3 separate regions of the Homo sapiens genome follow, and all the other regions are linked to region 1. Evidence: chromatin loops called from intact Hi-C (ENCODE). Cell type or tissue: endothelial cell of umbilical vein. All regions are shown on one strand.

Region 1 (2,500 bases):
GGCCTATACTTGATTTTTAATGAAAACATTCTTAAATTCATATGGCTAACGCAAATTTATTTTCTGTAGGCATAACATCAAAAACACCTGGCAGGATTGCCCCATTCCCAGCACTGTCTATTTCTCCCCTAGTATCAGTGGGACTCCACTGATGCACAGCTGTGATCTACTAAAACTTCTCTCAAAACTTTCTCCTCTCCTTAGGTCAGCAGCCCCGCCCCTGATCTATTTGGAAATCCCCTGAATAAAAGTTGAATATCATAAACCAAAGCGAACACCCAGAAATTCAAATTCAACCCGTAGGTAAAAAATTTCTCAAGTGACTGTAGACGTAGATGTCTCCAGTGTCGCCTAATAAGGTAGAAGAGGCCAGTGCGATACTGTCTTTACACCCTTAACTTGGGTGCTAGAATATTTATCTTCGTCATCATTTTATCATCCAAACTATTTTGCATAACTTTCATGGGTGCAGAAAATGTTTTTTAAGTGCTTGGTAAAATTAATAGTGATATTCATTCATTCATCTCACTGAACAGGCAATAAATTCCTTGACGACAAGGGCCTTGGGGGGGTCACATCTTCATCTTTGGTTTATGAGTCCTGTGCGTCTTGGTACAAGCAATACTACTATGAGCCGGCAAGTCAGACTTATTTGGTAGGGGACCAAAGGAAAGAACATGTTTTGATTGCTAAGAAAACATTTTGTTCTCTATCCTTTACTGGGCTGGCAGGCAAAGGAAATGTTCTTATGAGCACTCACATTGAAAACTTAAGTTCTTCACCAAATGCAGAGACTCTGAAGGCCACGCCGCTGCGGGCTGCCTCCACAATTCGACCGTCTCGGCGGGCCACGAGATCCTGGCCACGGATGCGGTGGCCGCGCCTCTGCTCGCACGTTCCCCCGGCCTCTGGACTCCCTCCCTCCCTCAATCCCTCCCTCCGGCGGGCGTCGCTGGCGGGTGGCTAGGCCCAACGGCAGGAAGCCGACGCTATCCTCCGTTCCGCGGCGCCGGGTCCGCCTTCCGTCTGTTCTAGGGCCTGCTCCTGCGCGGCAGCTGCTTTAGAAGGTCTCGAGCCTCCTGTACCTTCCCAGGGATGAACCGGGCCTTCCCTCTGGAAGGCGAGGGTTCGGGCCACAGTGAGCGAGGGCCAGGGCGGTGGGCGCGCGCAGAGGGAAACCGGATCAGTTGAGAGAGAATCAAGAGTAGCGGATGAGGCGCTTGTGGGGCGCGGCCCGGAAGCCCTCGGGCGCGGGCTGGGAGAAGGAGTGGGCGGAGGCGCCGCAGGAGGCTCCCGGGGCCTGGTCGGGCCGGCTGGGCCCCGGGCGCAGTGGAAGAAAGGGACGGGCGGTGCCCGGTTGGGCGTCCTGGCCAGCTCACCTTGCCCTGGCGGCTCGCCCCGCCCGGCACTTGGGAGGAGCAGGGCAGGGCCCGCGGCCTTTGCATTCTGGGACCGCCCCCTTCCATTCCCGGGCCAGCGGCGAGCGGCAGCGACGGCTGGAGCCGCAGCTACAGCATGAGAGCCGGTGCCGCTCCTCCACGCCTGCGGACGCGTGGCGAGCGGAGGCAGCGCTGCCTGTTCGCGCCATGGGGGCACCGTGGGGCTCGCCGACGGCGGCGGCGGGCGGGCGGCGCGGGTGGCGCCGAGGCCGGGGGCTGCCATGGACCGTCTGTGTGCTGGCGGCCGCCGGCTTGACGTGTACGGCGCTGATCACCTACGCTTGCTGGGGGCAGCTGCCGCCGCTGCCCTGGGCGTCGCCAACCCCGTCGCGACCGGTGGGCGTGCTGCTGTGGTGGGAGCCCTTCGGGGGGCGCGATAGCGCCCCGAGGCCGCCCCCTGACTGCCGGCTGCGCTTCAACATCAGCGGCTGCCGCCTGCTCACCGACCGCGCGTCCTACGGAGAGGCTCAGGCCGTGCTTTTCCACCACCGCGACCTCGTGAAGGGGCCCCCCGACTGGCCCCCGCCCTGGGGCATCCAGGCGCACACTGCCGAGGAGGTGGATCTGCGCGTGTTGGACTACGAGGAGGCAGCGGCGGCGGCAGAAGCCCTGGCGACCTCCAGCCCCAGGCCCCCGGGCCAGCGCTGGGTTTGGATGAACTTCGAGTCGCCCTCGCACTCCCCGGGGCTGCGAAGCCTGGCAAGTAACCTCTTCAACTGGACGCTCTCCTACCGGGCGGACTCGGACGTCTTTGTGCCTTATGGCTACCTCTACCCCAGAAGCCACCCCGGCGACCCGCCCTCAGGCCTGGCCCCGCCACTGTCCAGGAAACAGGGGCTGGTGGCATGGGTGGTGAGCCACTGGGACGAGCGCCAGGCCCGGGTCCGCTACTACCACCAACTGAGCCAACATGTGACCGTGGACGTGTTCGGCCGGGGCGGGCCGGGGCAGCCGGTGCCCGAAATTGGGCTCCTGCACACAGTGGCCCGCTACAAGTTCTACCTGGCTTTCGAGAACTCGCAGCACCTGGATTATATCACCGAGAAGCTCTGGCGCAACGC
Region 2 (2,500 bases), 220 kb after region 1:
GACAGAGTCTTGCTCTGTTACCCAGGCTGGAGTGCAGTGGCGTGATCTCGGCTCACTGCAACCTCCGCCTCCCAGGTTTAAGTGATTTTCCTGCCTCCGTCTCCTGAGTAGCTTGGATTACAGGCACCTGCCACCATGCCTGGCTAATTTTTGTATTTTTAGTAGAGACAGGGTTTCACCATGTTGGCCAGGCTGGTCTCCAACTCATGACCTCAAGTGATCCGCACCCCCTGGCCTCCCAAAGTGCTGGGATTACAGGCATGAGCGACTGCGCCTGGCCCAGGACTTTATTTTTTCTAGTTATTTCTAATTTTTTTCTAGTTATTTTTAATTATTCCTCTCTCTCTCCCAATCCATACTTTGGACTTTTCTGAAGACTTGTACCTAGCATGATACTGGCTCTATGGCTGAGATGCAATAAATGCTTTCTGATTTCTTGATCAATAACTTATAGAACATTTAAGACATGAATTTTAACTTCTTCCCTCACTTTGAGTTTATGCTGTAAAACAAATTTTTCTCCTGAATGGAACCATCTAGAGTGTCTGGAGCCATTAGGAATGGTGAGAATTTCCCCACTTCTCTGTCTTTCCTTGGCTTTTAAAAAGGTGTAAGACCTGTTGGTCTGTAGTGCATATTCTGGAGAGAGAAGAACTAAAATTGCTGAACAGGTTGTGGAGGGGTCATTTCTCTCACTGTTCTTTCTATGAACTGAAAATATATGTTTTCAGTATAAACATCCAATAATTACTTTCAAAATGGGGATTACAAGGGTTCTTTAGGGTGAACATTCTGAACTTCAGCTATTGTGAAACTCCTTATTTTTAATAGTGGCTTTATGTTGTTTTAGAAACTCAGTATGATTCCAGTTTTAGAAACAAAAATGTGTCTATATCATCACTGGAAATCAGAGAGGAAAACATGATTAGTTTTTTTGCTCATGAAAAGAGGAAAGGGAAGCAATCATAATAGAATGATATATTATAGGGTGGATGGAACTGAAGCTGCTATTAGTATGCAATTAGATTCACCCAGTATCTCAATGGAATGATCAATATGATTAGAAGCTTGGGAGCTTCTTTTAAAGTGGGTAACATCAATTAATCAACTAACTCAGTGGTTCTCAATCAGAGGCAATTTTGCCCCCTAGGGGACATTTGGCAATGTCTGGAGACAGTTTTTGTTTTCATAAATGAAGGTAGAGGGGGTGGTTGCCACTGGCATCTAGTGGGTAGAGGCCATCCCTACAATGCACTGGGCAGTCTCTCACAACAAAGAATCATCAGCCCCAAATGTCAGAGGGCCAGGGTTGAGAAACCCTGCAATAACATCAGCCAAAAAAGTATTATGAGTTTTCAGTACTCCCAAGGTTTCCGTAGTAGTAGTAGCAAATAATGTTTAGAATAACTGTCATGTATCGAATATCTACTCCATGTCGGAATCTTTATATTTACAGCTGGTCTGTCTCAGTCCGGGTCTGACACCAGTTTGTTTGGGGCCAACGTCTCTACTCTTCTTCCTTACCCCATTTGGTACAGGTGCATTTTCTCTGGACATCAGCATATCTATCCTCAGTTTCTTGTGTTTATATAGATAAAATTATGTGTTTAGTGCATATTAGGTAATATGCTTACAGGAGAAAGCAGTCAAGCCAGAAGAGACTGGTGTGTCACTATGGGTGTGAAACGAAAAACATCCCGACAAACAGGCCTCAGATCTATAACTTAACGATCCCGCCAAACTACCTATGTAGCATGGTAGCACAGAGCCTGGTCCTCAGTAGGTACTTAATAAATATTTGTTGGGAAACTTTTTTCATAATCCACACAGAGTCCTTGATAAGCTTCAAATGGAGCAGGGTGTTCAAATGATCTCTTCTGTTGCATAACATTTTATTTGTTCCAGGAGCAGTTTCTTCATCCACAGGCACCTGATATTTCCAGAACTACACAAGTGTCGTACCTTGTGTATCTTCCCACTTGCCCTCCACATTGTCCTCCTTTTTGTTTTTCATTCTTTCACTCTGAGACCATCTGGTCCTGACAAAGGCTCATCCCCTTGCCCTTTCCTCTCCTTACGACAATGTACACTCAGTACTCTCTGCTTTAGACACTGCCAGTATTCCCTGAATTATGCTCCTGCCAACAGTTTGCAGGGCAGGGCATGTGTCAGAATCTTCAGAGGAGGCATGTGCTGTGTGAAAAAGCTTATTTGAGAATATTATTTTATATTTAGAAAAAGGCAGGAAAAAACACACTAGAGTTGACCCTTGAACAATGCAGGAGTCACGGGCGCTGACCCCCTCACACAGTTGAAAATCCAAATATAACTTCTGACTCCCCAAAAACTTAACTGCTAATAGCCTACTGTTGACTGGAAGCCTTACCGATAATATAAACAGTTGATTAACACATATTTCATATGTTATATGTATTAATACTGTATTCTTACAATAAATAATAAGCTATAGAAAAGAAAATGTTATTAAGAAAATCACAAG
Region 3 (2,500 bases), 190 kb after region 1:
GACTATCTCAATTAATTCTCACAACAGCTTTATTCTGAGTTCATGAATGAAAAAATTGGCCTGAAGAGGCTGAGAAACTTGTACGACATCATTCAGCTCACAAATGGCAGAGCTGGAATTTAAACTGAGATCAGTCCAATCCTAGCCACCATAGGCTTCTGTCCCTCCAATTCCCTCTCCAACACTCCCTACTCTGCCTTCACAGCTTAAGGCTCTGGTGGTCCATTTACAAACTTGTATTGCTGGTTATTTGCTTGTCACAGTTAAAATGAAAACTAGCCCTGAGCAGGGCCAGAAAATAAACAGTGCTGTTGTAACATGTGCATTCTCATCCAAGCTCACAGCAGGGCTCTCCCCTACAGCCATCTCAGCTCATGCATAGCCAAGGCCTTGACCCACCTGCTTCAAAGCATCTTTCCTCGACACTCCATTTCCCTACCTCACCTCTCCCCACCACTGGCTAGTGCCAGCTATTCTATCTCTGAGGCTCAATATGGGCTGGTGGGGTTTGCATTTCTAGTGGAGTACCAGAGAAAGCCCTGGAGTGTCCAAACCTTGGGGTTTTGTTGTTGGCTTCCTGCAGTCCACAGAGAATTGCATTATCTTCCAGGGAGTCTCTGTCATCCTGTTGAGTCATAGGCCTTGAGGCAGATCCACACAACATCTGCCCTTCTATTATCCTCAGAGCATCTCGGGCTGCAATTGGGTAGGAGAGCTTCCAGGAAGCTAGCTGTGAACCCAGGATGTTTGGGGGTGATAAGGAGTTTCTGAAGGGAAGTCCCTCTTCCACTCCTGCTTCTGACACTCCTAAAAATATTCCCAGTGATCTGGGCCACTGGGTTTTCAAACTCATTTTAAAGGTCTGGAGCACATTTTCCAAAAGAAATCACATGCAGTCCCTGACATATGAAACAAAAGGGAGACAGTGTTTGGCCACTGTCGCATTTCTGACTGTTGCATTACAAGTTGATTGGGCTGTTCGGCCACCAGCCATATCAAGTATGTGGGGATTTGGTACGGAAGAGGAGTTCCTTCTCAGCAAATCTATAAAATATTTCTTCTTCCTCTTATAGATGTGCTCACTCAGCTGTTTGGGAATCCTGCTGTCTGTCATCCATGCTTCCCAGGGAACTCAACCTGCTTAAGCTCCTCTTTAGGGGAGAGGCAGGAAGTCTGGGAAACACGGCCTGGCAGCGTGGGCCAGGTGCGTCATAGAAATTCAGTGGTACTGTTCCCATTATGGTTATATAAACAGGAAGGAGCAGATTTCCTTTCTGAAGCCTCTCAGGGTCAGGGAGAGTTTTAACACTGGTCAAGGAGGAAGGAGGCAACTTTTCCTGACAGCAGTCTGTGTGCCAAACATTGCCATGTACATGATTTCATTGCATTCAAACCCTTATTGAAATCTTGTGAAGTAGTTAGTCTTATCTCCATTTTGCAGATGAGAAAACTGAGTCTTGCAAAGGCAAACTAACTAAGCCCAGCTCAGACAGCAGATTCACACTCAGGTCTTCATACTCCAGAGCTGCGTTCTATCCATTTTACTCCTGTCTGTCAGTTTCTAAGGACAACATTACTCTGCATCTCCACCTTTCTGAGAAGTTTGATCCTTTTTGTCTATTTTTCTTGCGTACTCTGTAGTGAACAGATGCATATAATGGAATCCATTATCTGTGATCTCCTACTGGCACTTGTTTCAATTAGTTCCTTAAAGTCTCTCATCTGTTTCAACTGTCGTTTTACAGAGAAGAGCACAGTATAAGCAGATTAGGACACTTATTAAAGATTAGTGGCAAAAACAGGGCTACAGCAAGGTCTCCTGCTTCTCTTTCTACCACCCACACTATGCTGACTGCTAAGGCAATAGCATCTTGGGAAAACCACTTTTCTGTGAAAGAAGAGAAGCCTCTGTGTGGTCCAAGAAGACTCGATTTGCAGCTCTGAAAGAAGCAATTCCCCCTCAGGCCTCTGCCTTAGATGCTGGGTTGGAAATATAAGATCATGGTCTCTGCATTTCAGCAGAAACTCACATTTATCCTACAGATTTTGTTTTTTAATAGTTTAGTCATAGATTTCAATTGCAGCAAATGTTTTTGTCCTTAATCTTAACACTGGGTATTTTGTCTGATTTCACTCAATAGATCTGAGTGTAAGTCGGAAGTGTATGATTTTCCTCTGCAGGGACCTTTTCTTGTATGTATTTTTGGAATCGTTCTTTATTCTGACTCATGTCCAAGTACACCTTCTAGTAGCTTCTTGGCTCAGCCAGATTTTATTTCCTTTGATATGATATTGAGTGAAGATTCTTTTAAATCTTCCTCTCTGGACTATACTTGGTAACAGGAATCTGGTGGGGAACGCAGTGCAGGAATGGGACAAATTTAATTTATTTATATATTTCCCAAAACACCTTGCTTTTGTTGATAGCACCTCCTGCATTGATATTTGGAATTTTTAGAGGACACATTTGGCATTTTTACCAAAATGAACCATTGGCTTC

The links. Peaks named below come from ENCODE experiments on the same cell type or tissue, not always from the same donor. Only the 100,000 strongest peaks of a DNase experiment are listed, where the experiment ranks them.
Region 2: it touches region 1 in a loop (2.6-fold over the local background); 9 of 110 quality-filtered maps call a loop at or near these places.
Region 3: it touches region 1 in a loop (1.9-fold over the local background); 3 of 110 quality-filtered maps call a loop at or near these places.

Annotation. Positions count from the first base shown.
Region 1 is chr11:94,542,923-94,545,422 of GRCh38, forward strand. It overlaps FUT4 (fucosyltransferase 4), which reads left to right and starts at 999. Exons shown (of 1, transcript NM_002033.4): 1 at 999-2,500. The coding sequence starts at 1,212. PIWIL4-AS1 (PIWIL4 antisense RNA 1) reads right to left here. Exons shown (of 5, transcript NR_135093.1): 5 at 2,410-2,500. RefSeq lists a silencer at 1,187-1,756. In endothelial cell of umbilical vein, no CTCF peak of the experiment used is centred here; DNase peaks (open chromatin) are centred at 1,069 and 1,459; H3K4me3 peaks cover 1,834 bases; H3K27ac peaks cover 1,396 bases.
Region 2 is chr11:94,761,209-94,763,708 of GRCh38, forward strand. It overlaps a transcript of AMOTL1 not described here. Among named protein-coding and RNA genes, the nearest start is that of AMOTL1, 5.9 kb to the right of the region's middle. In endothelial cell of umbilical vein, a CTCF peak has its summit at 1,203 (motif pointing left); a DNase peak (open chromatin) is centred at 1,163.
Region 3 is chr11:94,731,645-94,734,144 of GRCh38, forward strand. The region is part of intron 1 of PIWIL4-AS1 (PIWIL4 antisense RNA 1); the gene reads right to left. It also overlaps a transcript of AMOTL1 not described here. Among named protein-coding and RNA genes, the nearest start is that of PIWIL4-AS1, 7.5 kb to the right of the region's middle. In endothelial cell of umbilical vein, no CTCF peak of the experiment used is centred here; a DNase peak (open chromatin) is centred at 1,217; H3K27ac peaks cover 1,479 bases.